2 separate regions of the Homo sapiens genome follow, and region 1 is linked to region 2. The links are chromatin loops, found by intact Hi-C in ENCODE. Cell type or tissue: dorsolateral prefrontal cortex. All regions are shown on one strand. Links, peaks and the distances in the headings refer to the core of each region. The heading gives the core; the rest is flanking DNA. Region 1 has its middle 61 kb from the start of AQP4-AS1. Region 2 overlaps CHST9 (carbohydrate sulfotransferase 9).

Region 1 (16,000 bases), core at 5,101-13,100, 160 kb before region 2:
TGCAATTGGTATACTGAAGGATGCGTCAGAGTCTTTTAATAGCAGAATTGATCAAACAGTAGAAAGAATTAGTGAACTTGAAGACATGCTATTTGAAAATACACAGTCAGAGGAGAGGAAAGAAAAAAAAAACCAAAAACAGTGAAACGCTTCTACAGCATTTGGAAAATAGCTTCAAAAGGGAAAATCTAGGCTGGGCGTGGTGGCTCACACCTGTAATCCCAGCACTTTGGAAGGCCAAGGTGGATGGATGACGAGCTCAGGAGATCGAGACCATCCTGTCTAACACGGTGAAACCCCATCTCTACTAAAAATACAAAAAATTAGCCGGGCGTGGTGGCGGGCGCATGTAGTCCCAGCTACTCAGGAGGCTGAGGCAGGAGGATGGCATGAACCTGGGAGGCGGAGCTTGCAGTGAGCCAAGATCACGCCACTGAACTCCAGCCTGGGCAACAGAGGGAGACTCCATCAAAAAGAAAAAAAAAAAAAAAGGGCGAAAATCTAGAGTTATTGACCTTAAAGAAGAGGTAGAGAAAGAGATAAGGGTAGAATGTTTATTCAAAGGAATAATAACAGAGAACTTCCCAAACCTAGAGAAAGATGTCAGTGTCCACATACAAAAGGTTATAGGACATCAAGCAGATTTAACCCAAGGAAGACTATCTCGAGCCATCTAACAATCAAACTCTCAAAGGTCAAGCATAAAGAAAGGATTCTAAGAGAAGCAAGAGAAAAAAAACAGATAACATTCTATGGAGCTCCAAACCAAAGGCAGCAGACTTTTCATTGGAAACCTTACAGGCCAGGAGAGAGTGGCATGACAAATTTAAAGTCCTGATGGAAAAACACTTTTACTCTATTCAGTGAAAATATCCTTCAAACATGAAGGAGAAATAAAGACTTTCCCAGACAAACAAAAGCTGATGGATTTCATTAACACCAGGCCCATCCTATAAGAAATGCTAAAGGGAGTACTTTAATCAGAAAGGAAAGGACATTAATGAGCAATAAGAAATCATCTCGGCTGGGCACAGTGGCTCATGCCTGCAATCCTAGCACTTTGTGAGGCCGAGGCAGGCAGATCACGAGGTCAGGAGATGGAGACCATCCTGGCTAACATGGTGAAACCCTGTTTCTACTAAAATACAAAAAATTAGCTGAGCATGGTTGTGCGCCCTTATAGTTCCAGCTACTCAGGAGGCTGAGGCAGGGGAACCGCTTGAACCTGGGAGGCGGAGGGTGCAGTGAGCTGAGATCGCGCCACTGCACTCCAGCCTGACGACAGAGTGAGACTCCGTCTCAAACAAAACAAAACAAAACAAAACAAAACAAAACCAAAACCAGAAATCATCTAAATGTACAAAACTCACTGGTAATAATAAGTACACAGAAAAACACAGAATATTATAACACTGTAACTATGGCGTGTAAACTACTTTTATCCTAAGTAGAAAGACTAAAGAATGAATGAATCAAAAATACTAACCACAACAGCCTTTAAAGACATAGTGCAATAAGATATAAATAGAAACAACAAAAAGTTAAAGAGTGGGGGAATGAAGTTAAGACGTAGAGTATTTATTAGTTTTCTTTTTGCTTGCTTCTTTGTTTGTTTCTTTATGTAAACAGTGTTAAGTTGTTATCAGATTAAAATAATGGGTTATAAGATAGTATTTGCAGGCCTCATGGTAACCTCAAACCATGAAACATACAATGGATACACAAAAAATAAAAATTAAGAACTAAATCATATGACCAAAGACAATTACCTTTACTAAAAGGAAGACAGAAAAGAAAGAAGAGAAGACCGCAAAATAATCAGAAAACAAATATCAAGAAGTCTTTAATTTTCAATATTAACATAGGATGTAAATGGACTAAGCTCTCCAATCAAAAGACATAGACTGTCTGAATGGACAAAAAATCAAGACCTATTAATCTGTTGTCTATAAGAAACACACTTCACCTGTAAAGATACACATAAACTTAAAATAAAAGGATGGAAAAACATATTCCATGCCAATGAAAACCAAAAAAGAGCAGGAGTAGCTATACTTATATTGGACAAAATAGCTTTCAAGACAAAAATTATAGAAGAGACAAAGAAGGTTACTGTATAATGATAAAGGGGTCAATTCAGCAAGAAGGTATAACAGTTTTAAATATATATGTCCCCAAATGCTGGGCACTCAGATATATAAAGCAAATATTACTAGAGCTAAAGAGAGAGATAGGCTCCAGTACAATAATAGACGGAGACTTCAACACCTCATTTTCAGCATTGGACAGATCTTCCAGACAGAAAATCAACAAAGAAATATCAGACTTAATGTGCAGTATGAACCAAATGGACGTAATAGATATTATGGAACATTTCATCCAAGGACTGCAGAATATACATTATTTTCCTCAGCACATGCATTATTCTGAAGGATAGACCGTACGTTAGGTCACAAAACAAGTCTTAAAATGTTCAAAAAAACTGAAATACTATGAAGCATCTTCTCTGACCACAACAGAATAAAACTAGAAATCAGTAACAAGAGGAATTTTGGAAACTGTACAAATACATGGAAATTAAACAATATGCCCCTGAAAGGCCAGTGGTCAATGAAGAAATTAAGAAGGAAATTGAAAAATTTCTTAAAATAAATGATAATGGAAACACAATATCCCAAAATCTATGATACAGCAAAAGCAGTACTAAGAGGGGAGTTTATAGCTATATGTGCCTGTGTCAAAAGAAAAAAGAAGAAAAACTTCAAATAAACAACCTAATGATGCATGTTAAAGAACTAGAAAAGCAAGAGTAAATCAAACCCAAGATTAGTAGAGAAAAATAATAAAGATCAGAGCAGAAATAAATGAAATTGTAATGAAGAAAACAATACAAAAGATCAATAAAACAAAAAGTTGGTTTTTTGCAAAGTTAAACAAAATTGATAAACCTTCAGCCAGACTAAGAAAAAAAGAGAGAGGATCCATATAAATAAAATCAGAGGTGAAAAAGGAGACATTACAACTGACACTGCAGATATTCAAAGAATCACTAATGGCTACTATGAGCAACTATTTGCCAATAAATTGGAAAATCTAGGAGAAATTGACAAATTTCTGGACATATGCAACCTATCAAGATTGAACCATGAATAAACCTAAAACTGGAACAGACTAATAAAGAGTAATGAGATTGAAGCCATGATAAAAATTTCCCAGTAAAGAAAAGTCCTGGACCAAATGGCATCACTGCCAAATTCTACCAAAATTTAAAGAACTAATACAAATTCTACTCAAACTATTCTGAAAAATAGCAGAGGCTATTCAAACCATTCTGAAAAATAGAGGAGGTGGGAATACTTGCAAACTCATTCTGTGAGGCCAGTGTTACCCAGACACCAAAAACAAAGACACATCAAAAGAAAAAAAAAAAAAAAGAAAGAAAGAAAAGAAGAAAACTGAAAACTGCAGGTCAATATCTCTGATAAATAATGATGCAAAAATCCTTAACAAAATACTAGCAAACTGAATTCAACAATACATTAAAAATATCATTCATCATGACCAAGTAAGGTTTATTCCTGGGATGCAAGGATGGTTTGACATATGCAAATCAATCAATGTGATACATCATATCAGCAAAATGAAGAACAAACACCATTTGATCATTTCAATTGATGTTGGAAAAGCATTTGATAAAATTCAACATCCCTTCATGATAAAAACCCTCAAAAAATGGTTATAGAAGAAACATGCCTCAACACAATAAAAACCATATATGACAGACCCACAGCTAGTATCACACTGAATGGGGATAAAATGAAAGCCTTTTTTCTAAAATCTGGAACACACAAGGGTGCCCACTTTTCACCACTGTTATTGAGGATAGTACTGGTAACCCTAGCTAAAACAATCAGACAAGAGAAAGAAATAAAGGACATTTAAATTGGAAAAGAAGAGGTCAAATTATCCTTGTTTGCAGATAATATGATCTTTTATTTGGAAAAACCTAAATATTCCACCAAAAAACTATTAGAACTGATAAACAAATTCAGTAAAGTTGCAGGATACAAAATCAATATACAAAAGTCAGTAGCATTTCTATACCGAAGAAAAAAGTAATCCCTTTTACAATAGCCACATATGAAATTGAATACCTAGGAATTAACTTATCCAAAGCAGTGAAAGTTCTCTATCATGAAAACTAAAGTATTCATGGAAGAAATTGAAGAGGACACCAAAAAAAAAAAAAAAAAAAAAAAACCAAAAAAACCAAAACCAAAAATAAAAAAAACAGAAAGATATTCCATGTTTGTGGATTGGAAGAAAAATATTGTTAAAATGTCCATACTACCCAAAGCAATCTACAGACTCAATGCAATCCCTATCAAAATACAAATGACATACAGAAATGGAAAAAACAGCTCTAAAATTTATACGGAAGCACAAAAGACCCAGAATAGCCAAAACCATCCTAAGCATAAAGAACAAAACTAGAGGGATCACATTACTTGATTTCAAATTATACTACAGAGCTATAGTAACTAAAACAGCATAGTACTGGCATAAAAACAGACAGACACATAGACCAATGGAACAGAACAGAGAACCCAGAAACAAATCCACACACCTACAGTGTACTCATTTTCAACTAAGGTGCCAAGAACAGACATGGGGAAAAGACAGTCTCTTCAATAAATGGTGCTGGCAAAACAGTATCTATATGCAGAAGAAAGAAACTAGATCATCCCTCACCATATACAAAAATCAAATCAAAATGGATTAAAGACTTAAATCTAAGACCTCAAACTATGAAACAGCTACAAAAAAACAAAAAACAAAAAACAAACAAACAAACAAAATTGAGGAAAATATCCAGGACATTGGTCTGGGAAAAAATTTCTTGAGCAATACCCCACAAGCACAGGCAACCAAAGCAAAATGGACATATGGGATCACATCAAGTTGAAAAGCTTCTCCACAGCAAAGGAAACAACAAAGCAAGGAGACAACCCAGAGGATGGGAGAAAACATTTGCAAACTATACATCTGACAGAAATTAATAACCAAATTTTTTCTCTATAGGGAAAAAAATCTAATAACCTGAGCTCTTCATATGAAAAAAAATCTGATAATCTGATTAAAACATGGGCAAAAGATTTGAAGAGACATTTTTCAAAAGAAGACATACAAACGGCAAACAGGCATATGGAAGGGTGCTAAACATCATTGATCATCAGAGAAAAGCAAATCAAAATGACAATGAGATATCATCTCACCCCAGTTAAAATGGCTTATATCCAAAAGACAGGCAATAACAAATGCTGGCGAGGATGTGGAGAAAAGGGAACCCTCGTGCACTGTTGGTGGGAATGTAAATTAGTACAACCACTCCAAACAACAGTTTGGAGGTTCCTCAAAAAACTAAAAATAGAGCTACCATATGACCCAGCAATCCCACTGCTAGGTATGTACCCAAAAGAAAGAAAATCAGTATATTGAAGAGATATTTGCACCCTCATGTTTGCTGCAGCACTGTTCACAACAGCCAAGATTTGGAAGCAACTGAAGTGTTCATCAACAGATGAATGGAAAAAAAAAGTGTAGTACTTACACACAATGGCATACTATTCAGCTGTATAAAAGAATGAGATCTTTTCATTTGCAACAACATGGATAGAACGTAAGGTCATTATATTAAGTGAAATAAGCCAGGCACAGAAAGACAAACATTGCATGTTTTCATTGATTTATGGGATCTAAAACTCAAAACAATTGAACTCATGGAGACAGACAGTAGAAGGATGATTACCCCGAGGCTAGGAAGGATAGCAGGGGTGTGGGGAGGAGGTGGAGATGGTCAAAATATACAAAAACAATAATTAGAAGGAATGAACAAGACCTAGTATTTAACAGCCCAACAGGGTGGCTACAGTCAATAATAATTTCATGGTACATTTTAAAATAACTAAAAGAGTGTGATTGGGTTTTTTGTAACACAAAGGATAAATGCTTGAGGGGATGGATACCCCATATTCCATGATGTGATTATTACGCATTGCATGCCTATATAAAAGCATAGTTTGTACCCCATAAATATATACACATAGTATGAGTACATGAGATGCTTTGTAACCACAAAAATTAAAAATAACAAATTAGAAATAAAAACAAAGTAAAATAAAATAAAATTAGGACCATTGATCCTGACAGTACAATAGATATATCTGGGAAAATTTAAAAAAATACTGTTGTCTAGACTCCGTCTTTTACAACTAGGATCTCTAGGAGTGGGAGTAAGCCAAGCGGCAATACACAATAGTAGTGCTTTATAATAGGAAGAAAGTGTGAGTCACCATGTTGAAGATGTGTACAAATGTTTGAGGAACTAACACAGGTCCAGAAACTTCTAACCTTCTTACCTGGATTTTAGATATGAAACTATCCCCCTTTGAGTTGTTGTTACCTATTTATTGTCCATTATGAGAAACCTCTTTATTGACCACAATTATAATAATGAATTTATCAAGGACCAAAACGGCCTGAAGTCTAAGCTAAAAACAAAAAAGGTTGAAAAGGGAAACAATCCCAAGGTAGACCCCAATAGTGCCTTTGAAGTGGCTGACAACTCATAAGCCCAGAGCCACAGACTTTAAGCCACAGCTCTTTGAGCTCATGGGAGACACAGCTTAGGCTCCAACAGCCTACTTTTCCTCTCTGGAAGGCAGGAAAACAAGCTCTGGCTTGAAGAAGCACACAGCAATGAGGTGGTCGGCCTTTTTCAGCATGTCCCAATTCAGCCTCTGTGGCTCAGCCAGGCCCTGGCAGCCTAAGGCTCTTTCTGGAAGTTGGGTAACAAATCAAGTTGGGCTGCAGACAGCTGCAGGCAGAGGCCATCCCACAGCACCCTACACTCCCCTCTCCCTACACTGCTTCCTCTTACTTATTGGCAATACCAGCCATTATTTCTAACCAAGGTATTATTTTTCTTAAATATAATTTATCCTGCCTTTGAGGATGTTGTATAAAAATTTATTAATATGTGGTTGTGTGATGTCACCATGGATCTTGCATATGTAGGGAGATTTGCTTGGTTTACAAGACATCCAGAATTTAAAAAATGACTGGCAGTGATCTGAGCATTTAGCTTTTACCAATGTGGCGAGGGACAGCTGAAAGTGAAAGGATAAAATGCCAACTTATGGTTAAATTGCTTGATTTTGTGTCCTTCAATCTCATCATCTCACCACTTTGAGGCAGCAAATTTAATGCCATTACAATTGCTATTAAAGCATTTGCATAGATAATCCTATAATAGAAAGCAAATATCATTATGTCTCCTTTCACAGTTTTGCTTCAATGATTCCTTGCCAAAAACCAGCTCCGTCACCCTCTTGGTTATCCTCCATGTCCTCAAACTTAATATTTTAAAAATTTATTTTTAATATATTTTTATTGTATATATCTAAGATGTACAACATGATGTTTTGATATACATATACATAGTGAAATGATCACTACAGTCAAGCAGATTAAAATATCCCCCAAACCAAAATTTTTACACACACATACACATCTAATGTAAAAAAAAAAATCCAGGATGGCTCATGCAGAAATCATTTACTTTTAGCACCTGCCAAGGGGTGGAGCTGCAGAACCACAGACTACCAGGAGACTGCTTTTTCTGTCCCATCAGAACAGTATTTTTTTTTTTCAAATGATTTAGGAAGACCCACCTTCCATTACTTTTCCTGATGAAGTGTGATATTGGGTTTTTAGCCCTTTGTTTTCTCTGGTAATTTTACCCTGATTCCAAATGTGGTGTAAATTCCTTAACAATTCACCTCTTTGATGTAAGATCTGGGTAGAGAGAGCATACTTGGGGGCGCAGCCTTCAAATAACACATCTTGATGAGACGTGTGCATAAAATGCAAAGAAGAAATAAGTGGCCAGAGAAAATGATGGTGCAGAAAATGTGTTTCTTAAAGAAGGGTTGTTAATTTTAATGTTTGGTTCTAAAACTCTTTGCTGCACCCCCATTTAACAGCTAAAACATAGGACTCAGGGAGAAAATGAAGGTGTCGGGAAATTTAGGCTGAAATTCCTGGGTTGGAAGGAGCACAGTAAATGAAGCCCAGCCTTTTTCGTGTTTTATATTCATTAAGCATAGCAATGTACTGATAACGTTTTTTAAGCTGTCATTACATCTAGTTGATATTTAATCTGAATTTTAATATTTAAAAGGATACTCAGGATCTTCATTAGAGCCATAAAAAATTCAAGCAGGGCTACTGTTTGGAACTGTAACAAAGCAATTTATACTCCTATCATTTCACTTAAATTAGAGTGAGGAAAGAAATTTAGATTTTTTGAAAAGTGCAATCAGCCTCTTAAATAAAAAAGCAACTGGTGTCACCATTAGGTGGCAGGCACACTGCAGCCAGCTGTCACTTAGGCTGGGTGGAAGCGAGCCTGGACACCAAGGCAGAAATTCCTGGTCCCTTTCCTGGATCTTTCTTTCAGTCATTTAAGCTTGCAGAAGACAATGTGCATGGAAACCAGCAGCAGGCATTTTAATGCACCTTTGACACTGTTTCAACATTTGGTCTTCAGCTGCATGGACTGCTCATTCAGCTTCTCTTTGCCCTCCTGTGGTGTCTGAGCTGGCTAGCCCCTGCTGCTTTAGTTCTTTCAGCTGTAGGATTTTCATCACATGTGCATGTCAGAATCTGCACTGGGTTTGGACTGAAGACTCTGTCTTTTGTATTCGCTCCATTTCCAGTGGGTCAGGAGAATTAGTGTAATGGGCTGGTGTGTTTTATAACAAATGCCATTCTAGAATTCCATCCTTGTCGTCTAATGTTTGGGCAAAAAGTAGAAAAGAATAGCTAAAAAATGAAATCATGGTAATTGCTAGGACTCTCAGCATCTGCTAATGTAATACTTTTCCTTTAATTATGTCCCATAATATGTAACCTTTACTTTCTCAGGTCACACCGGCTAGAGGGACAAATTGCAAAGTGCAGTTTACAATCATAAGGGTGGCAATAACAGTCTTTGGTTTCAGATCCTCCACCCAGCAGAATCTAAGGGCGAAGTCCCTGAATTCCCCATCCTACTCCTGACAGTTTTTGGCAGCACAGGCTCTTCTCCTTGGAGGCCATTACAGTTTCTTTTTATTATACCTGGCACTATTCACTCTGATTTCTCACCCAAAGAAGAGACACCTGTGCTGCCCACGCTGGCCCTGCCTCTCCTGCTGTTATTAATATTTTGTTGAGCCCATCACTCCTATGGCAAAAGGTACTCTTGCTGGGCTCCCAGCAAGAGGCTGACCTTGGATTTTTAGTATTTTATAGTTCTCCGACTCTAGGAATTTGGAATGCATTCCCCTGAAGCTGGATTGGAGAAGATTTAAGTAGCAGCACCAATGATCAAATCCAGAAATGTTCCTTTCCACCAACAGGCAAATTATACTCCAGAATAAAGCCCTGGACTCTTGAATCATGACCTATTCTTCCTCTAGCGGTACAGCTTGGGTTCAGATATTGGACTTTCCGCTTCGTAGGAGTGTGGCCTTGGATAAGGTAACTTCTCTCTGCCTCAGTTTTCTCATATGTAATATAAGGGCAATCACAGGATCAACTTCCTAGAGTTGCTGTGAGGATTAGATGAGTTAATGCATGTAATGGGCTGATAGTGCCTGGCTCATAGCAAGCACATAACCAATGTCAGCTATTAGTATTATTAAAAAATTTTGATCTATGTATTCCGGGGACTGACCACTAGTTTCTATTTTTTCCAAAGAGGTAATTGAGATTTCATGCCCAGGGTCTCTGATGTTTTGCCCCAGTATACCAGAATGCTAGAATAATGAGGGCAGCTTTAGGTTGCTATCTCTACCCTCTCACCCCTCACTCTGGAAAGTTCCATGAAATAAACATGTTTTTAAAAAAAGTTCTGATATGAAAATTACGATTGATCTGATGCCAAGACTGGCAAGTAAGAGTAAAGCCCTCAGAGTTTGCTTTGTATTTGGCAGTCTAGTTAGACATTAATGTATTTATATTTTAGCCATCAATCTCCCTTTCTCCTTAAAAGTACTTCAAGTTTCTTTTGGGGAAACTACCTTCCTTCCTTCTCAGCCCTGTGTGATTGGGTAAGATTGAACCTACCCTGGTTCCAGAGTGGCCCCTGATTGGCCAATGTCAGGACCATCCCATCTGCTCTGGCCCTGTGATTGGCTCATTGAAGGATCTGTAACAAATCAGGACCATAGAGACTTGAGGAGCTATTTGCTGGGGTTTCTGGGTAAGGAAAATGTAGCACTTCTTCCAAACGCTATAGGAAGAGACTCCTCCCTTCCTCTGCCTGAAGAAGCCTGAGAATGTGAGATCTGGAGTGAGGCAGCTTTAGGAGCAAGTCAGCCCAACGGCGAGAGATGGAACTTAGCCCTGGGCAATATCTTTCCAGTTGCTGGATCCAAACTCACCGCATCTTCCTCCAGCCTTCTCAGCTACGATTCAACAAATATCCTTTATTAATTTAGTCCGAGTTGAGGGTTTTTGAGTGTGTGTGTGTGTGTCACTTGCAGCATAAATGGTGTGTCCCTACTGAAACGCTGCATTACAGTTAAAACATTCCTATGGCAAACAGAAACCCTTCATGATTTCAGAAGATAAAACTTGTAAACTATTCTTGCTATCTCATTTGGATGTAGACGTCTAAAATGTTGAAAAATTTCAAAGCTTTGGGTACTTACATATGACCTCCCTTGATGTACAAACCCAGAGTGGAATCATCTGTTAAATTGAATTTCCAGAAAGGGGTTCCATCTATCAATTAGGAAATGGCCTTTTTTTTTTTTGCACTTTACCAATTTATTGTAATTGAGTGCTTGGTGCATAGCAAGTGCTCATGGAATGTTTAAGAAGTGGAGTTTTCTGGTTATACTTGAATTTCTGATTAATTGAAAGTTAATTAGAAACTCTCCCCCCACCACCTACCATTTCCTCTCTTTAGAAAATCTTTGTAAAATGTATGAGTGCACTCTTTCCTTAGTAATTACAGTATAGTGAGCATAATTGCATTTTTGATGATTAAGAATTTTACAGTGCCTGAGGGTTGCCAGTCAGACTATAAATTCTCATTGTAGGATATTTTACATGGAGAAGTTGCAGGAAATTGGGCTAAATATGGATTGATCCTGGGACAGTCTCTAGAAGTTTATTTTCTAAAAACTTGAATATCTATTAGTTTTCATTGTCCTTTAAATTTTTCTTCAAATTTTTTTTTGTGCAAAAGTTTAATCAGAATTTTGATCAGCTAGATTTGGGTTAAGAAAAAATTTGCTATGTTTTTTGTTAAATCATTTGAATGCTGGTATCAGTAATGGTACAGTGAAATTATTCACGTGGGGCAAGATTGGAGGTGTGCATTACGCGAAGGGTGGGATAAAAGAACCTGACAGCGTTATGAGTTTCAATGAGGAGGTTATGTTAGGATTAACTTCGATTGTGCAAGTTTACTGTTGACTGTAAATTCAAGGAATGAGGGGATGTCAATGTCAGGGCATCCAGCAAGTAGGAATTATCTTCCATTTTTGTCCTGTTTCTTTTGTGGAGAAATGGCCCTGCATGTTCAGATCTTCCTATATCCTGTGGCTGAAGCCACCATTGGTGGGTTAATGTAGAGGTTGATATAGAGGGAACACATCAGGCAAGTACATATTGTTCATGGCAATCTTTTCTCTAGATTCATCTTTTTGAGTCTCTTTCACCAGTAGACTGATCAGCTGGAGGTGATTTAGGAATATGGGATCAGGGCCATAAATCTTTCTATTCCCATCAAAGATATGACTAACAGCTAGAGTCAGGGGTCTAAAGGGGATGCCACACCCCATGTAGTTATCCAAGAAAGTGGCAGGCTAACCATTAATGTGTGACCAGGGATGGGATGCAGAAATTGTTGGTCAAATCAAGAGGGTGTGAAGGGCCATATTGGTGTCCAGGAAGGAAACATTAGGTTGCAGAACATGGCAGATGGTAGTGGGTCCTCCTCTTTGTCTCAATACCCTTAACGTCTCAATTCCCTTCTTTTTACCCCTTCTTCCAATGCCTTCTCATCTTCAAGAGGTGATATTTTGGCACTGTTCAGAAACTGGCATTGGACAAGTTAAAAGTATGTTTTTGTATTATTTTCCACCAAGTTTGTCCTTTACTAGGGTTGTCTTTAAGTGTTGCTGTTACTGACCTACTGTCTGCAGGGCCTGTGCCTTGAGTTGTGTATGTAGTAGTGAAGAATTAAGCTTGAGTTTGTGAAACTCTCTCACCAGTCTCCCCTGTGAATCTGGCTTTGCATTTGTAGGAAAATTATGGGGGTTTCCCAGAAGACTATGTATTTCCTGGAAGACTGATGAGATTGAGAGAGTTCATGACCAGGGTACTAACTCCTCTTCATGCAAAGGAAACTGTTTATTTTATTCTATTTAAAAATCAGGTTTAAACCTCAGTCACTTCTCATTAGCATCATTCTATGTATGCTCAGTTCAGTTATAGACAAAATATTTTACTACCCAGCCAATTCAGCCACAACTGGAATGAGCACTGTGGGGATTATATGGATGAGTTAGATAAAGTCTAAGAGCTCCTGGGGCTCAAAGTCTCACAGAGGCATTTAGTGATTCTAACATGAGAAAACTGTGAAACATGCCATAATGAAAGTATGAATGGATTTCATTGAGAGAAATAAAGGAGAGAGAGGACGCTCCAATTAGGAAGATGCCTTGGAGTAGAAGGAATTAGAGTCAGGCCTTGGAGGAGGTATAGAACCATAATGGCCATGGCCCATAGTCAGGGCATTTCAGGGGGAAGGGATGGCCCAGATGTATGCACAGAGGCTGAAGGGAGTAGAACCTGCTCTAGGGCAGATAATAATCCAATGAGGTTGGGCTAAGGGTGTGTGGAAGTCAGGTAAGAAAAGGGAGTATGGTTTCAGTAAGATTGGAGATGGAGGCTGCTGTTTTATCATGGATGGCGTGACTACCACAGTAGGGGATGATGAAAAGTCAGCATTGTTTTTGAACAAGAAAGTTGTTGAGATTGTTACGTTTTAGAAAGACAATTCTGGGGGCAAGGTGGAGAGTAGGTGGCATGGGTGAGGGTGGAGGACAGGACAGACGAGCTGGAGTGTCCAGTCACGAAGGTACAGCAATTATTCAGATGAAAACTCATAAATCATGACCTAGGAAAGTGATCATGGGAAGGAAAATGAGGCCATGGACTTGGAAGATGTCAGGGCCCACGGAGAGGGAAGTATGAATAACTCTGAGGTTAAATGAGATTGGGAACATAAGGGAAGTAAGAAAGGAGAACAAAGTTTACTTTTAGTAAGAAGATGAAGGCCACGCGTGGTGGCTCATGCCTCTAGTCCCAGCACTTTGGGAGGCCAAGGTGGGAGTATGACTTGAGCCCAGGAGTTCAAGACCAGCTTGGGCAACATGGTGTAAACCTCTAAAAAAAAAAAAAAAAGAAAGAAAATTCAAAAATTAGTGGTGTATGCCTCTAGTCCCAGCTACTCAGGAAGCTGAGGTGGGAGGATCACCTGAGCCCAGGGAGGTGGAGGCTGCAGTGAACCAGAAGCAGGACACTACTGCAGCCTGGGTGACGAAGTGCAACCTTGTCTCAAAAGAGAGAAAAAAAGATGAATAGCTCATTTTTGAATATGCTGAAGTTTGAGTGTGTACATGTTCAGCCTGAGAGGTGAACTTGCTCTTTGAGAGCTGGGATATGTCTCATTCGCCTTTGTAGCCTTAGCACACAACAAGGCATTTATTTAATTATTCGTTTATTCATTTATTCATTCAACCAATATTGATTAAATGACTACTCTGTATCAGGACCTGGCATGTAATAGGAGCTGAATAATTGTTTGCTTAATTGAACTAAACTAACTTTTATGGATCCTCACCTAGTTAAGTTGTCATTCTATTGAGAACTTCTACTTGGTAGACTTTATTTGGTAGGACCGTTAGTTTAATGGGGACTGGGTGAAGGAGTGGAAGCATAATGATAACTGTTTCATAGGAGGGGGAGTTAATGACTTGTACCTGCAAGGACCAGATCATGGGCTTACAATGGGAGTTCAGCCTGCCTTCCGCTGTGTGCCCCAGCTTTGAAGTAGACAACACAAAAGTCTTGGGGAACTTATTTATAGACATTTTCCAAAAGCAGAGGGAAGGATGGAATGGGTGGGTTGCATGAGTCACTTAGGTATTCCTGCCTAAATCAGAACCCTGTACTTCATAAGATTAACCGTATTCATGCCTCTTTTTTTGTATGATTTGTGTATTTTCTTCATACTTTTAAGTTACATTTTTCCTTAGGTGTTGACATTTTTCAAAATTTCAGTCTGTCTTTCTTATGCGAGTGAAGGAAAACAAAGCCATCTTTAGGTGATTCGTTTCTATTTTGGGTTGGAATTTTATGTGGAGAGTAACATACTACCCAGACTAGGTATTGTGGTGTCAGGGTCCTAAAGAAGGAATATGCACTAGGGAAAGTGTAGGGAAAAGTCAGGCTCAGCTGCACAGAATCCTTTTCTACGAGGGAAGTTCTTTTCCAGAGGTCTTTTCTCGGGCATTGGAGATGTTGTGTAGCGTGGTGATGGGAGTCAGGGTGCTGGATTGGAGTAATCCTGATCCTGATTATATGTACTCATGCAAATGATTCATTCTTTTAGGCGTCCATTTTCTCATCTATAAGAGAGATAATTATACCTGATTCACCTTCTAACATGCTAAATGATTTGCCTAATTACTGTGTTATTTTTTATCCCCCCTAGAATGTTAGCTTCTACAGATAAAACTGGGGCAGAGTTTTATTTGCATTGATCCCTGTGTATCCCATGTGCTGGGGACATGGTTACCTTGGAGGTAATTTCAAGGCAAAGGAAGTAGAGGAAGTGGGAGGAATAATTGGGGTGGTAAAAGGACAATATGTTCCTGAAAGTCAATGTAGAAAGGGGTTTCATGAAGAAGATGGCAACAGGGCTGGATACTGAGGAGAGACAGAAGGGAAAATCCAAGGATAGGTCTTTGGATTTTGTAATTAGGAGGATACTGGTGCCTTAGAGAAGCCAAAAGCCATTGAAAAACCCAATAGTCAGTGATAAGAAGGCTAAAGAGATGGAAGGATGTGGTGACAGTGAGTTACAGCAACCCTTTCCAGAAGCTCAACAAAGAAGAGGAGCGGGATGGGACTTAATCTTGATGACAAAAAAGGTTCAAGGGAAGAGTTGTATTTTTATAATTTATTTATTTTTATTTTATTTTATTTTATTTTATTTTTTTGAGATGGAGTCTCGCTCTGTCACCCAGGCTGGAGTGCAATGGTGCAATCTTGGCTCACTGCAACCTCCAGATCCTGGGTTCAAGTGATTCTCCTGCCTCAGCCTCCTGAGTAGCTGGGATTACAGGCACACGCCACCACACCAGCCAATTTTTTTTTTTTTTTCAGTAGAGACAGGGTTTCACCATGTTGGTCAGGCTGGTCTCAAACTCCTGACCTCGTAATCCTCCTGCCTTGGCCTCCCAAAGTGCTGGGATTATAGGCGTGAGCTACCATGCCTGGCCAAGAGTTGTATTTTTAAACCAAGGAAGGAAGGTGCCCAGGGGCAGGGAGAGGCGGAATATGTGAGGAGAGGCAATTATTATTAAGTACCCGAGGAGGGAAAGAGTGAGATAAAACCCTGAGGGAAAAGGTTAGTCTCAGAGGACACTTCTGGTTGAATGTGATTAAAAGGGGGAAAACCATGAGAAGCAGGGAGATTGGAAATTTAAGAGAGAATAATTAAAGGGTTCAAATTGAAGTCATCTAGCGTCTCAGTGAAGTAAGAACCAGATAATATGGCTGTAGTTTGGTGAGGACTTGCAAAGGGTAGAAAAGTTTTCAAAGAGCTATACAGAGAATCTCAATAGGGATCAGTATACATAATTGATGAGAT
Region 2 (16,000 bases), core at 5,304-13,303:
CTGTTAGCCTTCTGGGGTCTCCCAGTTGCCACTCTGGCTCTCTCCAAGTTCCTTTCTTCATCTTGTAGGCCTTGCACCATCTGCTTCTTTCCTACCACCTCTACAACCTTGCCTTGCTGTCTGTTTCCCTTCCTTTCTACCCTCCATCTACTCTGGTCTTATGTTCATTTCTGGTCCTTTTTGGCCTCTTGTCTTTTGCACATGCTGTTATCTTCTCTCTCCAATTTTGCAGGTCTGGTTCTTTCATATTTTTCAAGTCTCACTTTAATATTAAGACGTCAGGAGTTCTTCCCTGGTCACCCCATCTCTTCTTGTGATTCTTGATCTCAGCCTATTGTTTCTTTCATAGCACTTACCACAAACTTGCAATTATTTTATTTGCAGGTCTGGTTACTTTTTTGCTTGTTTCCTATTCTATAATGTAAGCTCCTTGAGGCCAGGGACTACATTCATTTTGTTTATTGTATCCTAAGGACCCAGCTCAGTGATACTGAGACCACTATCAATTATTCCATAAATATATGTATTGAACACCTAGAGTGTTCAATATATATATTGATCTCAGTGGGTGAAGCCTTGCACTAGCCTCCAACATATTGAGGGCAGCTGCTCCTGGCCCTGGTTTGCTCATGAAAGAAAGGGTACATGGGTTAAAAATCTTTAGATGGATGATATTAGGGCCTGAGTTTGACTGCTGATGAATTCTGGGCCATATCAAATGCTTTGTTTGTGATAGCAGCCCTTTTCATATTCGTTCCCAACTGATTTTCCAAAATGTTTAAGCACCTCAATAACAGGAATTACACCAGAATTCTGTTTTTTTTTTTTTTTGTATTTTACACATCTATACCATCATAGTTCTGTATTAGGAATACAGTGTGCTCCAAATTATGGGAATTGAGGGGAAGGACTGAGAGTTAATTCTACATAACTTACAAGATCATGATTTGCAATTTTCCTGATGATTAACCACATTATACTTGTCCTTTTAGTTTGAATTTACCCAAATTTCTACCATTTTTCCACTAAACTATTTACTCAAATAGTTTTTTTGGGGCACAGCTGTGGTAAATATATGCACTTTCTTTTAATTACTTTGTGCAGTGTGTGTAGCAAGGAAGCCTTGGGTAGGCTGGACAGCACAAGTGCAGGCTGAAATTGAGAGCCCAGGCACTGGAGAAGAACCCAAGACACAAGCTTGGGGTGTGTCTGGGGATGACAAGAGAGGCTGGATACAAGTTTCCTTGGCAAAAGGTCAGAGGGAGTCCAGCATTCATGACATCTGTCCAAATAAGGAAGAGGCAGGTGATTACTGGTGGTAAGGAACATATCCATGCTTTGGAGGGACTTGGGTACCAGGTCATGTACAACTCAGGAAAGAAGGCAGGAGCTCAGCTGCTGGGGGCCTGAAGGGTAAAGCAAGGGCTGATTCAGAAGGTAACAGGGCAATCTTCCAGTGACTGAGGTCACGCAGTCAGTTGAGGATCAGGGGGACTCAGGAGCCACATAGTTCATTTCTGTGAGTTATAGCCATTTAAATATGAGAAAAAATTACCTCTTCCCTTGAGCTAGTAAAATTCCAATAAATTAAAATATATAATTATAGCGCCAGGTGCAGTGATTCACGCCTATACTCCCAGCACTTTGGGAGGCTGAGGCAGGTGGATCACAAGGCCAGGAGTTTAAGACCAGCCTGGCCAACATGGTAAAACCCTGTCTCTACTGAAAATACTAAACCCTGTCTCTACTAAAAATTAGCTGGGTGTGGTGGCGCACACCTGTAGTCCCAGCTACTCAGGAGGCTGAGGAAGGAGAATTGCTTGAATCCAAGAGGCAGAGGTTACAGTGAGCTGAGATTGCGCCACTGAACTCCAGCCTGGGCGACAGAGTGAGACTCTGTCTCAAAAAAAAAAAAAAAATATATATATATATATATACACACACAATTATATCATATATACAAATATACATATATCATATATAATTATATCTATATATATATACACAATTATATAATCACTAGGACCACAAAAATAATATAATTGTGTACATATATACAATTATATATATAATATACAATTTTTTATATATATACACACACACAATTATATTATTTTTGTGGTCCTAGTGGTTATGATTCTGCTAATGATAATGTTTGTCTCTTGCTTATGGATAGCCTTAGCCTGGTGGAGATGACAATATTCTCTGGCCTATGCAAGAAAAGAGGAGGGAATCCCACTTAACGAAAACTTAAGTCATTCTCAAATTTATTCAAATCATACTTGAAAAGGCGGAATGAAATTTAGGGGGATATGTTTTAACTATATAAGCCTTTGCTAATAAAAGATTAAGAAGTATGTGGCTTAGCATCTTTTAATTATTTTTTTCTAGCAACTTGAATATACAATGTTTGAAATCTCTGGTTGGATCAACATTATTTTGCTCAGAGGTTTGTGGACTTTGCATACTGATTCTTTCCTGTTTCCAAGTACATTTGCTTTTAGGCTATTTTTATTCACTTTAAAGGAATTTTAATAACTTTCTGTTGACAGCATGGACAGCTGGTCTTGAGAATTAAAGAAAATTCACTTGCTGACTGAGGAAGGAAGTGACATCAATGAGCTTCTAAAGTCAGCCCAGCGGGGGAAATTGGCTGGTGAGAGAGTAGCCTTTCATTGCACTGTATTTATCGAGCGATGCCTTGAGATGCAAATTGCTGTATCAATCAAACCTGTGGTGCCTACCTCCAACCAACCCAGTGCAAACTGAAGGAACAATGCCCTGAAACACTGAGAATAAAAAGGATGAGGGGTGCAGGAGCCCAGAGGCTAAGTGAATTACGGAGCTCAGAATGCTCTCTCACCAAGCCTATACTTCATTCTCTGTCAAACCTCAGTTTCTTTGTCTAGAAAATGAGTTTTATGGAAACTGTTGGTTGAAGTCAGTCTGTTTCTTTGACAGATGGCTAAGAGGACCAGGTACTAATATAGATAGTGTAGACATGCTATCTCAGTACGTTTGTCCCAAAGAGAGCTATCAATTGCTTTTTATCCCCTACTGAGAGCTATTTAGAAATAGGAATTTTTAGCTGTCATACTTAGCTACTACCTTGATCCTTTGTTTTAAAACCCTGTATTCATTGTTTATAACTACACTGCAAAAAAAAAAAAAAATAGCCAAGCATCAGATCTGGACTTTAATAACGACAATAGCAATCACAATCATCATCGTCATAATAAATGACAATTTTCACCACTATCAGAGAATCTTCTTCTGGAGTTGTAGTTACCTATTTTGCAAAGATAGCTGTGGTGTGAGTAGATTGTGTGTGTATGTGTGGGTTATGTTGGGTGAACAGGCAGGTATGTATGCATATACTCACACCTGTGCAAAAGAAAGGTAGAAAAGTGCCTAGGTACATTTTATGTTTATGACATGAAAAATTACATTCTACTTATTTCTTTCTTTCTTTTTTGTTGTTTTTGTTTTCTTTTTTTAGATGGGGTCACTCTTTGTCATCCAGGCTGTAGTGCAGTGGCACGATCTCCACTCACTACAACCTCCGCCTCCTGGGTTCAAGCAATTCTCCTGCCTCAGCCTCCTGAGTAGCTGGGATTACAGGCATGCACCACCACACCTGGCTAATTTTGTATTTTTAGTAGACATGGGGTTTCTCCATGTCAGTCAGGCTGGTCTTGAACTCCCGACCTCAGGTGATCCACCTACCTTGGCCTCCCAAAGTGCTGGGATTACAGGCGTGAGCCACTGCGCCTGATTCTCAGACATTTCTAGTCTTGACTTTGCCAGGCTATATGATATTTGGCAAATTACTTCACTTCCCTGGCTTTTGTTTTGTCTTTATTGCATAACAGGGATATAAATACTAAATTTGCTTATAGTTGTTTACGTTCTTTGACTCTTAAAAGAATGAGGAGTAATGAAAATTCCCATAGGATTGGCACAGATAAAAAAGAAAGGAAGCCTAGGAAACACGATTCTAGACATCAGCTCTGGGAAGGAATTAATGACTAAGCCCTCAAAAGTAACTGCAAAAAAAAAAAACAAAAAGAAAAATTGACAAGTGGGACCTAGTTAAACTAAAGAGCTTCAAGAAACCATCAACAAAGTAAGCAGATGACCTACAGAACAGGAGAAAATATTTGCAAACTGTGCATTCAAAAGGGTTAATATCCAGAATCTATAAGGAACTTAAACAATTGAACAAGCAAAAACAAACAACCTCATTAAAAAATGGACAAAAGATGTGAACAGACACTTCTCAAAGGAAGCTGTCAGCAAACACAAGAAAAAATGCTCAACGTTACTAATTATCAGAGAAATGCATATCAAAACCACAATGAGATAGCATCTCATGCCAGTTAGAATGGCTATTACTAAAAGTCGAAACAGCACATGCTGGCGAGGCCATGGAGGAAAGGGAATGCTTATACACTGTTGGTGGGAATGTAAATTAGTTCAGCCACTGTGGAAAGCAGTTTGAAGATTTCTCAAAAAACTTAAAATGGAAGTTCCATTCAACCCAGCAATCCCATTACAGGGTATATATACAAAAGAAAGAAATTGTTCTACCAAAAAGACATATGCACTCATATGTTCATTGCAGCACTATTCACAATAGCAAGACATGAAATCAACCTAGGTGCCCATCAATAGTGGATTGGATAAAGAAAATGTGGTACATATACACCATGGACTACTATGCAGCCATGAAAAAATGAAACCATGTCCTTTGTAGGAACACAGATGCAGCTAGAGGCCATTATCCTAAGCAAATTAATATCCAGGAACATAAACCAAATTCTACATGTTCTCACTTATAAGTGGGAGCTAAACATTGGGTACACATGAACATAAAGATGGAAACAATCGACACTGAAGACCACTAGAGGGAGGAGTGATGGAGGTGGGGAAGGGTTGAAAAACTAACTATTGGGTACTGTGCTCAGTATCTGGGTGATGGGATCAATGGTATCCCAAACTTCAGCATCACACAAGATACCCAGGTAACAAACCTGCACATGTATCCCCTGAATCTAAAATAAAAGTTGAAATCATATTAAAAACAGAAAGAAAGGATTCATGTTTGGTGTGGGAACCTGGGAAGACTTCATGGAAGAGACAGCGTTTGATCTGGATAGGACATTAACAGAAGCAGATTAGGGGAACAGTATTTTACCTGGAAGGAAAAGCATGAGCAAAAGCACATCAGGGAATGTCTAAGGAACAGTAAATGGTTGCACTGAACTTAAAGGTGGTCTGTATATTGGCAAAGTAATAAGAGACAAAGCAAAAATTGTATGATGGGCCAGTATCACGGAGGACTCTAGATACTTAAAGAAATATTTTTTGACATAATATTTGTTGAGGGAGTCCTTGAATAATTTTGAGTCAAAGATTGATCCAAATGGTACCCTAGGAAGATTAACCTTGAGGATGGGGGATCCTGGCAAAGAGATGGAAAAGTGTAGATGAATGTAGGGCACATTGTATGAGTAAAATGGATTTGAAGATTCAGATGAGGGGTTAGGATGGGGAAAAAAGGAATAAAAGAGGAGCAAGATTTTAAGCTTGGTTACTTGGGAGAAGATGCTATTAATGCAAAGGTAAAAATAAGGAAATAGGTCCAATTTAAAGAAGTAAGTTTGGTGAGCAACAGAGGAGGTGGGATGATAAGCTCGGTTTAGCATTTATTTGGTTTAAAATACCAGTAAAACATCCCACAGGAGGCAGAAATAGATATCAGGAAAATACCAGGCAGTCTTCTGCAGAGAGATGATGGGGAGAAGAGAGCGTAGAAGACTCTCGAGTTGAAGGGAAATAAATATCAAGATTTGAACTTTGGAAAATGGTTGTATTTTATTTATATTTGAATAATTTGATGTTTCAAATTATTCAACTTAGATAGTGGAATGCAAATTTTACATCATCCATAGTGAATAAGAAGAGACTCCTTCTCTAAGCTACCACAAGGATTTATTCTCAGGAACTAGCAAATTTGAAGTTTGGTGTAAGAGCTTAAGTTCTCACTGGTTGTGGAGTTAAAAGACAATTGCAAGTTTTAGCAGAAGAAAATTAGGCTGATTTCCTTATTTATTAAGCTGAGGCTAAGGAATGTTTAGAATTTATCGGAGAACAACAGAATTGTTTATGCCTAGCATTCCATTATTGGAACGCTAAGCATATGGGAGTTATTTATATCCTACTGCTCAAGGTCATTGCCAAGGTCTGATTGCAAAAATTCAAAAAATTGCAACCTCCAGCATAAATGGGTTAAGGGCAGAGCCCAGGCAGGAGTTAGTGGTGCGATCAGGGCTCACTCTAAACTCTGACTCCTGGGCTTCAGCAATTCTGCCATATCCTTTCGAGTAGCTGGGATTACAGGCATGAACCACTATGCCAGGACTTCTTTCTTCTAATGGAGTATTCTCTTCCTTCTAGTAATAATAATTTTTGCCCATCATATGTTTTATGAATATTTGTCCTAATTTGTCACTCACCTTTACTTGTGTACAATGTTTAGGGAATAAAAGAATATTATAGCAATGGCTAGTATTCAGTAAGCGCTTACAACATACCAGCAACATCGATACATTCTTCACTCAGTTCTCCCAGCACTTCTGTGGGATAAGGCTATTGCAGATGATGAAGAATGAGGCATACAGATACTAACGTGCCTGGAATTGCAGCTGGGAGGTGATGAACTCAAGCCTCACTTCTGAGCCTACATCATTTCCTTTCTGGTTTCTGCTTTCAGTGTCCAGCTTGGAAAGGCACAACTCCGTGCAGCAATTAAAAATAATAAGGTCATATCTGTATGTAAGGCTAGAGAACAATACCTCCATTGTATTTTTAGAACAATGTGTATAACTAATATGTTTTTTAAAGTACATATGATTATATGTAAAGAAGTCAGAGGAGATATACTTTAGCACTTTGTTACACGTTAAGGCCGGGTGGGAAAGGAGTAAGAGTTACTTTTAATTTAAGCACATCTGTTTCCTTTTTTTTTTTTGCCCTTGTGACAGCAACTGGCTCCATTGCCCAGGCTGGAGTGCAATGGTGCAATCATAGCTCACTGCAGCCTCGAACTCTTGGGCTCAGACAATCCCTCCAATTCAGCCTCCAAGTAGCTGGGACTAGAGGCATGCGTCACTGCACCCAGTTAATTTTTTTAATGTGTAGAGATGAAGGTCTTGCTTTATTGTTCAGGCTGTTCCCAAACTCCTGGGCTCAATCGATCCTCTTGCCTTGGCCTCCCAAAGTGTTGGAATTGCAGGTGAAAGCCACTGGGCCTGACCTGCTTTTGCTTTTCAAAACTTTTTTATTAGGAAAAGGTACTGCATCAATTTAAAGAGAACAATGTTTCTGTTTTGGATAAGAAACATGGGTGAGGCTTTGAATATGCTTTTCTTTTTTGCACATTAGGACAGGCGTTCCTTCATTCATCCACTTGTTCAACCATTCATACCTGGTTTGAAAGTCTAGTTTGTGTTGGTCTTGGGCTGGCTACTGGAAATACAAAGGCGAAAGGGTATAATCAGTCCCTCCTCTCAGTCTGGCAGGGAGACACACAGGACAGATTCGGAGTGAGAGTTGCCATAGGAATAAGGCAAAGTCCAGTCTCCATTCAGATGAAGAGGGCCAAAGTTGGCCTGGGGGTGTCAGGAAAAACTGCCAAAAGGCTCCAGCTTTTAAACTGAGACACAGCTTACAGAATTTTCCCTTTCTAGTTCCCATAACTGTTCACACCCACTGACTCTTCCAGCCTGGGGTGTTAATGACTCTCCTGTTACTAACCTGGGGTTACTATACTATCTTCCGTGGTCTGCTGCTCCCTCTACTCCTATCCCAAATTATAGTCTCCTTTTTTTTTTTTTTTGAGACCAAGTCTGGCTCTGTCGCCCAGGCTGGGGTGCAGTGGCGCGATCTCAGCACACTGCAACCTCTGCCTCCTGGGTTCAAGTGATTCTCCTGCCTCAGCCTCCTAAGTAACTAGGACTACAGGCATCTGCCACCATGCCCGGCTAGTTTTTGTATTTTTAGTAGAGATGGAGTTTTGTCCTGCTGGCCAGGCTGGTCTTGAACTCCTGCCCTAAAGTGATCCACCCACCTCAGCTTCCCAAGGTGCTGGGATTACAGGTGTGAGCCACTGCGCTCAGCATTGTAGTCTCTTTCTATATAATCTTTTTTTAACTTATCTCAATCTGAATGTGGCCTCTGTTTCCTTTGGGACATTTACTGATAGTTGGTGCCTTTCACCTGGGGACAGGTGCAGCTGCTGGGAGCTGGTAGAGTAAAGGCTGGTGGCATCACCATCGCCTGGGGTAGTTTGCTTATCACCTGGGTATTGAGATCCAAGGCCGCTTCAGGCAGTATCTCCGCAGGTGTCTGGTATAAATGGGGAGAAAACTGGCAGGTGGTAGGTGATAGATGGTAGATGGTGTGTTTATGAGTCAGGTGGAACAAACTCAAGACCTCTAGAAATCATTCGTGAGATGGGATGAAGCCAGAGAAACAGTTTTGTAAAAGTTTTTTTGTGTATTTGAAACTTTAAAGCTGACATTTTCTGAGGAACACCCATTACTTCGATGAGAAAATTGAGGGTTCAGTAAGTTATTAATTCACCCATTTAGTCATTCGTTCAGAAAATACTGAGGGCATATTATGTACCGGGCACTGTATTGGGCATAGAGTGAATGAAACAAACAAAAACACTCATGGGGTCATATGTGAACCCAAGTCAGTCTGCCTCTCAACATAGAGTTCTTTCCACTGTCTCAAACTGTCTTCTATTAAACATTTGATAAATCTCATTTTTCCAAAACTTGACATGAAGGACTCACTCCTCTGCCATTTCCTGGAACCATGGGCTGCTTTTGCACCTTTTCTTCTAGATGTGCACTTTCCGCTAAGCTTGGCAGGATCTCCAAACTCCTAAACTCTGTGTCCTGGTAAGTCATCACCAGGACTAAACAAACATTAATGTTGGTGCTTATTACTGAGCCGTTGGGTCTATTTTTAAGAACACAAAGAATGAAAAGATTAGCTGCCTACAAGCTCCCCCATCTGTTCAAATGGAAAAACTTCACAGAGCCCTAGGGTGCTGGGCAGCGCAGATTCCAGCTTCTGTTTTTAAGGAGTATTAAAAAAAAAAAAAAAAGGAAACAATTATTTCAGTGTCTCTACAAATGAAAACATCTATTTCAACTCAAAGAATATTTTGTAAAAGTAGAATGTAGTGAGTAAGATCACAAACTTGGGTGTCAGTGAGACTGGGTTCCAGGACTAATTCTTCATTTTAGTAGCCATGTGACTTCAGGCAATTCAATTTCCTTAGCATCCGTAAACCTTGATTTAGCCTTCTAAAATGGAGATTATCAGAGACAATCCCTACCTCTTGAGGTTTTCATGAGGACTAAACGATATCATGCACGTTTCATACTTAGAGTAGTGCAGGTCACATAGTAAGTGCTCAATAAATATAGTCACTACTGTTATATGCATTATCTCTTTCACTTAACACAACCTTAAGAAGGAAAGAAAAAGTGATTATGTAATCTAAATATTTGTAGCCAGGGAAGCAAATAGTTCTTCTTATAGTTTCATAAGAAGAGCATTTTTGATTAATTTAAAGGAAAACCACAGACATTTAAAATAAAAAATAGAAGCAGAACGCTGATGTGGCTAACACAAGTTGGACAACATTTATTAACGTTCTAATGCTTTATAAAAATTGGAGACCAAATAGAAATCCATATAATTTCCTTTATTTTATTGCTCATATCTAACTTAGCCACTAAGAAATTAGTGCAATACTTTATGGATGTTTTCAGAGGCAGCTCTTATAATTTTCAGTTGACGACCTTAACAAGGTATTGGTTACATGAAATGTATGTTCATTCTCAACCGCCCACCTGTTTTATTATTTCTCTCCAGAAACAAATATTTTTCTGGACTTCAAACAAATAGGACTTCAAATTCCTATTTCCCATTTAGTGCATGTTACTTATATCTGCTGCTTTATTTTTCTTGATGTATTTACAATAAGTGAGAAAATCAGATCTAGGCCCAGCTTACAGTTATGGAAGTTCTAGTGTTCTTCAGGGCAGAGCTTCTCAGGCAGCAGACTGTGGGCCGTAAACAGGTATGCCTCTGTATTTGCCCCCTGGCTTCTGGGTCTACCAGTCAGGGCCTGGGCCAGCCCAAATCTCTAAGCTCATTGCCTTCCCACCTCCAGCAGAGCAGTCTTGTCCACTGTGTGTGCTACACAAATACCACCTTCTTCCATGTGTGCTGTGATGTGGGAAAGGATGGAAAACACTTTCTTGGAGAAGGAGGAGCTTTGAGCTGTGCCCTTCCAGAACAAGACTAAAGGAAATGTGCAGGATTGACCCTGTGTTTCAGAGTACAGCAGAAGAAGAGAGCATGAAGCAAACAGGATGAGGAAGAGGTGACATGAGGGACAAATGCACAGGGAAAGGAGCGAAGATGGGAGGTCTTTCTGCCTAGTGGTCAGAAGGAAGGTCAGATGGCGATGGCAGGAGCCTTAGACTAGAAAATAAGAGGGTTTCCTCTGCTTTAATGTCCAGAATCGTGATTTATTTCTTTCCTTCATTATTTGTAGTTGTCCAAAGTGATGAAATTCTTGGGAAGCTATTATGAAAACTATTTACAACTGAATGCATTCCCAATTACAAGCATTGGACCAGCATTTTTTGGGTTTAGAATTTGAGCCGACTGTGAATGGATTATGAGACTCATGTGAGTGTCCCCTGGCTGGTGGGTCATGGCCCGAAGCTGCACTGTGCGGCCTGCAATGTGTTTCATAAAAATACTCAACTGAGGTAGCAAGTACTTGTGCTGGTGGCAGTGTTATTTCCACTTGCAGGAGCAGTGTAGCTCCATAGCAGTGCCATCAGTTTATAACTATGTGAAGATTTGTGTATGAGAACCTCAGTGAACTGACAACACATTACTGATTTACTCCAGTAATGTCCTGTGCTTTTTATAGATTAGAACCCCTGGGAAGCAGGCCATCTGGCTTGCCCTTTAGTTTGACCTGGCCTGTAGCATGGGTTTTGGAATTCACAGACCTAAGTTCAAGTCTGAGCGCTACCACCATTAGCTGAGCAACACTGGGCAACTTATTTAACATCTCTAAGCCACTGATTGCAAATCAGAGAGATGTGATAACAATAAAATTTACTGCATGGTATTGCTATGAAGACTAAATGAATAATGTGTGCCATGTATCTAGAAGAGCTTAACACATGTTCACTCTCCTCTTCACTCCTGCAGCAACAGCAAAAATCATCTGTCGAGTTAAGGGTAAGAAGATCTTATACTAGTAGCATCAGATGCTGAATAAACTCACAGAGATCAGAGCCTCATGGTCAACTGGTAGGCCTAGTGAGGGACTCAGGAAGAAAACATCTCATAGGAGGACAAGAAAGGGTGTCAAAGAAGTAGACATTGAGGAAACAAAAAAACCCTTTGGAACCCTGACTACCATCCAGTGAGACAAGATTGACAATTAAAACAGAATAGACATAATATGATCCATGCCTCAGTTCCTATGCCTAATGTTGCACAGTTTGGCAAAAAGTAAATAGTTTATTCATAATGCTGCTTTTAATTTTCCCAACTAATTGTTTTTATTTCTTTCTAAAGTGTCTGGCAATCCCAATTGATAGACTCAATTGATCATTTAGTGTAGAAAGGGTAAGTTAGGAAAATCCAATCTTGACAACTTTTAATGATTTTTCTGATGTATTAAAAAGGTGGGACACTATAAAACTATGCTTTATATGACAGCTCTTTTAAAAAATCAAGTACAAAGTATAATTGAAAATATTCTTTCATTTTTCTAAAGAAATCTCTTTTAAATTCTTAGAAAAGATCAGGCACAGCAAAAGCGAGTTAAAGCCTTAAAAATATGTTATTGGTGTCTTAGACCCCAAAGCAGAAATATACACTCATTTTAAGTTGCAAGAATAATAATCTAGATCTTTGGGGATTTTAAAAATTTCATCTCTTTGCCTTAAATGATTTTGAAACAAGGCATGAATATAAATAATACATATAGTACTTCTGGATTTAAACGTCTTTGATGAAATGATGATACTGGCTTGGAATCTCTCTCTCTTACTACACACACGTTCATGTGTGCACTTGTATGTGTACCTGTGACATAGCTGTTTAGAATGGTTGGACCTTCAGATGGATTGGCCACAGACCTTTCTGTCATGACACAGCCTTGCCAGTCATTCTTTCAGCTTCCTAGCTCCCCTGGCAGTGGTGGAGAAGATCCCAAGTTGTTATCAACTGAACAAGTGAAGGAAAGTTGGTTATTTTAAGGCACATGAATTATTTTAGGATTTCTGGTTGTCCCTGGCTAAGTTTTTGATGATTACTGGAGATAAGAAAACAATACTTAATTATTACTTTCTTTAAAAAAAAAAAAAAAAAAAGCTCTTGCAGAGTTTCAGAAGATTCTGGAAATTGACATGATTTCCTAATGTTCCAGTTGGTAGATATCTCGGGTTGGCCTGGGGACTTGTCATTTCAGTCTCAGGCAGACACTACAGATACGCTTTTTGGGGGATGGGTCAAAAGGAGAGTGTGACTGAAACACTGAGGGCTTTATTCTTCCTTTTGTGAATTCTAACACTAATCATATTCATCATGAAAGACGTTTCCAATACTGAGAGAGTGTAAGGCAAAAATCAAAAGGGTCACTTCACCCTTAGTCACACCCCCTATGTCTTTAAAAGCAAGAAGACAAATACAAAAATCCTTGTATATGCAATGAAAGCTTTCTGAATGCTATGTAGGAAGCTGCTTATATAAGGGACTGCTTATCTAACATTCTGAAAGTTTATGTTGCATTTACAGGGATATTTATATTTGTCTTTTTGCTTTTTACACGTGTAGTAGGGCCATGGTGTAGATGCTCTTCAGCTACTTGTTTTTTGCTTTTGTATATTACAATATACCTGTATATTGTAAACACCTTTTTGTTGGTCCCTATAGATCTACCTCATTGTTTTCAATAACTGCATTGTATTCTACTGAATAGAAGTCCTATAATTTTGTGGGCAGATAACTATTGTATGTGTTTAGAAATTTCTTATTACAAGCAATTTGTCAATGAAACTTCTTGTAATCTTTGTGTACTCATGCAAGTATATTCTATCGGTTAAATTCTTAGAAGTGGAATTATGTGGCCAAAAGGTGTGTGTGATGGTTAATATTGTGTCAACTTGATTGGATTGAAGGATGCAAAGTATTGTTGTTCCTGGGTGTGTCTGTGAGGTGTTGCCAAAGGAGATTAACATTTGAATCAGTGGACTGGGAAGGGTAGACCCACCCTCAATCTGGGTGGACACAATCTAATCAGCTGCCAGTGCGGCCAGAATAAAAGCAGGCAGAAGAAGGTGGAAAGACTAGACTGGCTAAGTTTTCTGGCCTCCATCTTTCTCCCATACTGGATGCTTCCTGCCCTCGAACATCAGACTCCAAGTTCTTCAGCTTTGGACTCTTGGACTTACATCAGTGATTTGCCAGGGGCTCTCAGGCCTTCGGCCGCAGACTGAAGGCTGCACTATTGGCTTCCCTGCTTTCGAGCTTTGGGGACTTTGGATCTGGCTTCCTGGCTCCTCACCTTGCAGACGGCCTATTGTGGGACTTCACCTTGTGGTCCTGTGACTCAATTCTTCTAATAAACTTTCCTTCGTATATGCATCTATCCCATTTGTTCTATCCCTCCAGAGAACCCTGACTAATACAGTATGGAAATTGAAATTTTTGGTTGTTATTGCTACATGACCAAAAAAGATATATTATATAAGTAATATATATTTACACTCCCACCAACAATTTATGAGAGTTTGTTATTTCACCCACATCCTCTAGGCTTTAGCATTGTCAGACTTTGAAACTGTTGGCATTGCTATCTCATGTTTTTAACCAACGTTTAAAAAAATCATGAGTGAGGTCGGTGCTTTTATGTTTACTAACCATTGGTGTTTATTTTTCTACAGCTTGTCCATTTTCCACACATCTACTTTTTATTTATAATAGTTTTGTTGCACTTTAAAGAAATTAGATACCTGTGTGCCAAATTCTAAATAAGTTTTAAGTCTGCTGTCTTTTGAAGTCATGAAAATTTGTTTGCATGTGTGTGGATGTCTTTAATATGTATATATTCATTAAATATTCTACAATGGTGCATGCATTTCATACCATTTTTAGAAAGGCTTTTCTCAATCCACAGCTGTTTTTTAAAAATGAGCTATTTTCTTCTATGACTTTTACAATTATTTTGATGATTTCTTACCTTATGGTTAAAAATTTGACACATTTGAAATTTATTTTGGTTTAATGTTTGAGGAAAGGATCCAGATATGTTTTTCTTCCAGGTGGCTGGTCAGTTTTGCTCAAAATGTTGATTGAAACATCTATCTTTCTTCTACTGATTACCACTTCACTTACACAAAATCCTCACATGGGTTCAAGTCTATCTACACTCACTCTGTTCCATTGACCATTCTCATTTGAATTTATGCAGTCTTTTTTTTTTTTTTTTGAGATGGAGTCTCGCTCTGTCACCCAGGCTGGAGTGCAGTGGTGCGATCTCGGCTCACTGCAAGCTCCGCCTCCCGGGTTCACGCCATTCTCCTGCCTCAGCCTCCCAAGTAGTTGGGACTACAGGCGCCCGCCACCGTGCCTGGCTAATTTATTTTTTGTACTTTTAGTGGAGACGGGGTTTCACCGTATTAGCCAGGTTGGTCTCGATCTCCTGACCTTGTGATCCACCCGCCTCAGCTTCCCAAAGTGCTAGGATTACAGGCGTGAGCCACCGCGCCTGGCCACGAATTTATGCAGTCTTATATTTTAATACTCTTTACTAGCTAGTCTTCCTTTTTTGATTCTCTCTCTCTCTCTCTGTGTGTGTGTGTGTGTGTGTGTGTGTGTTAAGCCCTAATAATAAAAGGATAGAAGTCTCTATACAGGTTGAAGGTGACCTTGGGTTGTGAGTATATATTTGGCAATTAAGCTCCCAGATAAAGATGAGTTTATTCCACAAAATAGTTCTTGAAAACCGACCGGGCTAGGCACTCTCCTGGGCTCTGCGCACACAGCAATGAATAAGGAAGAAAAGGTTCCTGTTCTTGCTGAGCTTACATTAGAGAGTTGGGGAGGAGCATACAAACAATTAGCAAATAAGCAAATGTATACGGTCTTATTGTGCCATGAAGTGAAATGAAGAAGATAAATTAGGGTGATGAGCTAGAGAGTGAGGGAGGAGGGAGGTATTTTAGATAAGTTATTTGGGGAAGATTTTCTGAGTGACATTTGAGCGTAGCCTTAAGTTAAGCTTCAGTTTATCGTATCTAATTTCTTTCTAAATAGTTTGATCTTGATACTTTAGTGTCTAAAATAGAATTTGTTATATTTCCCTTAAAATCTGTTCCCCTCTGATCTTCACCATTTTGGTCAGTGTTATCATTACATTTCTTGGTCATCCAGACCCTGAAATTTTGGGGCCATTTACTTCTTTGTTTCCTTTCCCACATGACCCATTGGTAGGTCCAGAGCACCTTCTCCAGGGCGTCTCCAGCATGTTTCTTCCTTGGCCATTACCATGGTTGGGTGCCTAAAATTGCCCACAGTGAGATTATCATGTCTGCCTCTAAACCAGTGTCTCTGCCTCCAGTGTCTCCCACTTTCAACCCAGACTCACCCTGCTGTGATGTTAAGCTTCTAAAATACAGATTTCTGATCAAAATCTTTGAGCTGCAAATGGAAAGTATTTTTGCTTATAGAATGACATTAGACTGCTTTATTTCAGATTCAAGATCTTGCAAAATCTGAGATCTGCTCAACTCTCAACTCTTCTTTCCAAATGAATGCTTCCTATCTGCCAGGTACAATTCTAAATGCTGTATGTATTGATTCATTTAAACTACACAACAGC

Evidence for each region. Hi-C counts contacts between places; a loop is a spot of excess contacts. Peaks named below come from ENCODE experiments on the same cell type or tissue, not always from the same donor. Only the 100,000 strongest peaks of a DNase experiment are listed, where the experiment ranks them.
Region 1: a loop joins it to region 2, with 2.8 times the contacts of the local background. A loop is called at or near these places in 41 of 110 quality-filtered maps.

What each region holds. Positions count from the first base shown.
Region 1 is chr18:26,796,194-26,812,193 of GRCh38, forward strand. No RefSeq gene overlaps it. Among named protein-coding and RNA genes, the nearest start is that of AQP4-AS1, 61 kb to the right of the region's middle. In dorsolateral prefrontal cortex, for the core only: CTCF peaks have their summits at 8,424 (motif pointing right) and 8,625; a DNase peak (open chromatin) is centred at 8,448.
Region 2 is chr18:26,954,409-26,970,408 of GRCh38, forward strand. The region is part of intron 4 of CHST9 (carbohydrate sulfotransferase 9); the gene reads right to left. It overlaps LOC124904275 (a long non-coding RNA gene), which reads left to right and starts at 15,875. Exons shown (of 2, transcript XR_007066323.1): 1 at 15,875-15,950. RefSeq lists enhancers at 2,152-2,739, 2,740-3,326. In dorsolateral prefrontal cortex, for the core only: a CTCF peak has its summit at 9,092; no DNase peak of the experiment used is centred there; H3K27ac peaks cover 1,689 bases.